2 separate regions of the Homo sapiens genome follow, and region 2 is linked to region 1. A link is a loop called in an ENCODE intact Hi-C map of the cell type or tissue named here. Cell type or tissue: HepG2. All regions are shown on one strand. Region 1 overlaps CHPT1 (choline phosphotransferase 1). Region 2 has its middle 25 kb from the start of MYBPC1.

Region 1 (2,500 bases):
TCAGGTCCCTTAATTTTCTTTTAATCCTCTCTATTGTAAACTTGGGCTAATGATTAAGTTGGAGAAGAGGAGAAGAAAAATAAAATTATTATCAAATAATGTAACTATTTATAACATGCAGAGTACCTAAAAGACTTAAGGTGTAGCATTTATGAGTACTCCGACGAATTAATTTAAGTTACTGATTGAAGATTTGTTCTCCTTATTATCGATGAATGACATAACAGATTGTGCAAATGAATTCAATTATATTTTTTAATGTACAACTTAAAAAGCATACTTACTTTCCAAATCTCAACATGCCTGAAACATAAGTCTGCCAATGAGCGCAATAAAACACAAACATCCCAATAAAAGAGCAGAAAAAAAACCAGTCAGGATAAGTTCCTAAGCGAGCGGCAATTGAAGCTCCCACTGCCATAAATACTGAAAGAAACAAAGTTTAAGAATCATTAAGAATTAAAAATAATTTATGAAATAATTGCCCTATGCTGTTTAGAAATACAGAGCTCTAAGGAAATAATCATGGCATTAAAATAAAGTACACTTATCAAAATGAATTCTTGACATACTTTTTAAACAACTCCATACATTTGCTCCCAAATGTATATCCATCCAAAAAACTGACCAAACAGCTCAGTTCATTTTATTTTTAAGGTATCATAAAAAAATAAAAAACTCCACTAATTTACCTGTGGAAAGAGAGTCACAGCCATGGTCAAAGAGCTCCCCTAAAGGGGAACAAGAGTTTGTTCTTCTGGCTTGTTTCCCATCAATAGCATCCAGTGACTGGTAAATAAAAAGTCCCAGTGCACATAAAAGGTATGTCCAGTATGGTGCCTATAAAAAATGTAAATAAAATAAAGATTGTTAAGTGATAATAAGCTTTCTGAAAATAGCTCAACCTAAGGCTTCACACTTTGTAGCACCCCGTGTGTTATAAAGAACATTTCTAACCCTCATTCTACAGATGCGAATTAAATTGAGAAATCAAATTAACTGCTTTAAGTCATCTAGGTAGAGGGTCACAGAAGTCCACAATGTAAGAAACACAAAGTTAAACAACTGAGTAAGGATTAGGATCCTGATCTTGATTCTTACATCCATGGCTCTTTTAATATAATACTATGCATTATGCCACAGATTTGAAATTACTCAGTTAAATTTTTGCTGTGAAAAAAGACCTTAGGGGCCAACTGCCAACCTCTGCTTCCATTCACAATGGAGTATCAGGGACTAGATTTGCTCTCCCACCTTATATAACTAGAAAGGCAATAAAATATATTTTTAAAAAAACAAAAAACAAAAAACAGTTTTCAAACATTACAGGCAGTGCAGGCTTGTGATCCCTCACAGAAGGGAAACAAATGAGATGAGCCCTGCGACTGCTCCAGCTAACTTCCCAGAGTCAGTTTCCAGGCCACAGTGCAGGTCCCATGACCAGAACAGAGTCCAGCAATCATGCTGTGTTTAAGAGAAACACAAAGTTCAGGAAGGTCAAGGCAATTAGGATTTGTGAGGCAGAGTGCCTGAGAGGACAGAGCTGCACAGAGAGAGGAGCATAAGTTGTGGACGTCTTACGGAAGGGTATCTTTCCGTCTTCGGCTGAGAACTCATCTGTGCCTGAATGAGATGAAACTAACAAAGGCCAGGGAGAGAAGCACTGCAATGTTGAAGGTCAGACAATTCTCAAAGCTCATACATGGCTGGGACATTCATGTTCCCACCAGGCAAAGCAGAAAGCCTCATTAATACTTGGGGCATTGGGTAAAGTTCTCAGAAGTGTACTGCCTTACCAGCAGGCATAAATTAACCCTAGACTGAAGGCTTCTCTGGACAGCCCTAACAAAACTTAAAATCCAGCCTCAAAAGGATCCAAGTAATTCCTGGCAACTTAACTACAGCCATCATAAAGTACATCTTAGGGGAAAAAAATCTAGTATCCCAAAGGTAAAATTCACAAGGTTTGGCATTCAGTAAAAAATTACCAGTCATGCAAAGAAGCAGGAGAATATAATTGACAACTAGAAGTAAAATCCATATAATCAGAATACAATCAGAATCAATATGAACAGAAGTAATAGAATTAGCAGATGAGGATATCAAAATAGTTATTATAAATATGCTCCACATGTTCAAGAAAGTAGAGGAAAACAGGAAAATTATAAACAGAAATGGAAGAAAAGACTCAAGTGAAATCTCCAGAAATGAAAATTACAATATTTGAATTGTAAAATAAACTGGGTGAGATTAACAGCATATTAAACACCACAGAAGAAAAGATCAATAAGCATGTACCAATGGAAACTATCCAAAATGACGAAAGAAAAACGACTAAAAATAATTGAACTGTGCATCGGCGAGTGGTGGGACAACAGAAAGCAGTCTAGCACATATGTAACTAGAGTCTTAGAAAGAGAAAAGAGCGGATGGGGCACGAAAAATATAAGAAGAAATAAATGATGAAAAATGTCCAAAGTTGATGAAATCTATAAACCTA
Region 2 (2,500 bases), 140 kb after region 1:
CTGGTCTCGAACTCCTAACCTCAAGTAATCCCCCCTCCTTGGCCTCCCAAAGTGCTGGGATTACAGGCATGAGCCACTGCACCCGACCAGATCTGGATTTTTTTAAAAGAACTATACTTTTGCAGGCTATGGTGATGATAAGCAAATCCCATATGTGGTGGTACAAAATCTTCCCCAGAGGACTCAAAGAATTTTCACACATGGCATAGTTGGCCAAATGTATAATAAATTTGTTATTTTTTCCTTTCCAAACATACCCAAAAGCTCGTCTTTCTTATCTACTCCGAGAAAGCCTCACATGCTTGAAATGTTCTTTGAGACAAGAACTCTGTCAGGACATATCCATATTTATAGAAAGGGCAGGCTGGGTGTGACGGCTCATGCCTGTAATCCCAGCCCTTTGGGAGGCTAAGGTGGGAGGATCACTTGAGCCTGGGAATTCAAGACCAGCCTGGGCAACATAGCGTGTAACATCTCTACATTAAAAAAAAAAAAAAATTAGCTGGCCATGGTGGCATGTGCCTACAGTCCCAGCTTCTTGGGAAGCTGAGGCAGGGGGATTGCTTGAGCCCAGGAGGTTGAGGCTGCAGTGAGCTATGATTGAACCACTGCAATCCAGCCTGGGTGACAGAGCTAGACCCTGTCTCAAAAATTAATCCACAAGTAAAATAAAAAATAAAGAATATTAAACTCTTACACTCAGCCTTTCTTTTTTAAAGAAAACTAACACCTGCACATAGAGAACAACACAAAACAAACTGATGTGTTATCACGTTTTTCCCACTTAGAGTCTGCAGTTCCTGCCTTCCTCCATGGCCATTTTAATGCACATATTTATAGTTTTAATGAAATGGACATTATGTATATATTCATCCCATCAACTTCACATATTCAAGAGTAATTTTCTTAATATAATTGACTAAAACCACTCTCAACACAAAACCTTAAAGTCCTTGCAACTCTGCAGTCCCCTCTATAAACGGAGTAAATTCAGCCAAAATATGAGTCTGATATTTTTAAGAGAAAGAAGTCATTCTGCAGATGCAGAAAACCAATTTTCTCCTCTAGAATTTCCTGGTTTCTAAAGACAGAGAAAGAGAGACACTGGTTGAGAGGCCCTCCTATGGGGGAAGATTCTTCATCCCAAAATAAACTCTTCCTGCTCAAGTTAGAGCCTCGGGCTTAAAGTATCAGCATCCTGGAACTAGAACAATACAAACATGGGATAAGGGGAATGAGAGAGGAGCATTTGTATGTGATGTGGTCATTGCCGTGTTAGTGCAGGCTCACTGACATGTTGGGAATGCAATGAAGTTAGAGGGGATTTTAGTCCATCATAAAGGAAGACTAGGTGCCATCTACTGGTGAGGAAACTGAAAATAAAACATACTTTGCATTTTTCCAACAAAATTCAGTCTCTTCAGACAATGCAGTCTGCAAGATATATGGATATTTATAGGATATGCAAATGATCATCCTGTGGTCATGATAAGTTGGAAAGGCTGCTTAACCCATTCGCCAGCCTGATTTGGAAACTTATTTTTCCATTTCTAAAAATTTACTTTACAAATCTCTGTGCACAAAGTGGTAAAGTTATGTAAAAGGATGTTCACTGTGGCACTGTTTGCAATTGCTAAAAAAAGCCCAAAGTCCAGTAATGAGAGTTTGATTAAATATATTATACATATTTGCTGTACATTAAAATGGTACATACAAAGGAACATATGCACTGGGCATGGTGGCTCACGCCTGTAATCCCAGCACTTTGAGAGGCCAAAGCAGGAGGACTGCTTGAGCTCAGGAATTTAAGACCAGCCTGGGCAACATGGTGATACCCCATTTCAACAACAACAACAACAAAAAAAAAATTAGCCAGGTGAGGTGGCATGTGTCTGTCGCCCCAGCTACTTGGGAGGTTGAGGTAGGATGATCATTTGAGCCTGGAAGCTTGAGGCTGCAGTGAGCTGCAATAGCACCACTGCACTCCAGCCTGGGCAACAAAGTGAGCCCCTTTCTCAAAATAAATAAATAAATAAATAAATAAATAAAATAAAAAATTAAATTAAATTAAAAAAAAGAAAAAAAACTTCCCTCTCCCAAACAAAGGAGCATATAACCATCAAAATGATAAGAATTATACATATTGACATGGAGTAATGTGTTTGAGATACATTGAGGGAAACAAGCAAATTGCAAAACAGCATTATAATAACATCCTGTAATATAACAGTATTATGATAGAGTCCAGGATTATAATAGAACCCATAAAGTTATTACTATAGTTAATAATAATATGGAGGATTACTTATTAACTTGGTAACAGTTTTTATTTTTTATACCGTGTACCACTTGTAACCAGGATAAAAAAGAAACTGACAAAAGTAATTTTAAAAAGAAAATGAAAAGTTTTAGAAGTTTTATCTATATAACATTTTATTATTTAAATTTGCTGTATTTCTAAAGTAAAAATGGCCTATACTCTTCTAAAAACTTTAGTTTG

Evidence for each region. Hi-C counts contacts between places; a loop is a spot of excess contacts. Peaks named below come from ENCODE experiments on the same cell type or tissue, not always from the same donor. Only the 100,000 strongest peaks of a DNase experiment are listed, where the experiment ranks them.
Region 2: a loop joins it to region 1, with 5 times the contacts of the local background. A loop is called at or near these places in 2 of 110 quality-filtered maps.

Annotation. Positions count from the first base shown.
Region 1 is chr12:101,712,430-101,714,929 of GRCh38, reverse strand. It overlaps CHPT1 (choline phosphotransferase 1), which reads right to left. Exons shown (of 9, transcript NM_020244.3): 2 at 693-840; 3 at 285-426. Among named protein-coding and RNA genes, the nearest start is that of CHPT1, 16 kb to the right of the region's middle. In HepG2, no CTCF peak of the experiment used is centred here; a DNase peak (open chromatin) is centred at 1,459; H3K4me3 peaks cover 1,159 bases.
Region 2 is chr12:101,569,047-101,571,546 of GRCh38, reverse strand. No RefSeq gene overlaps it. Among named protein-coding and RNA genes, the nearest start is that of MYBPC1, 25 kb to the left of the region's middle. In HepG2, a CTCF peak has its summit at 1,347 (motif pointing left); a DNase peak (open chromatin) is centred at 1,306.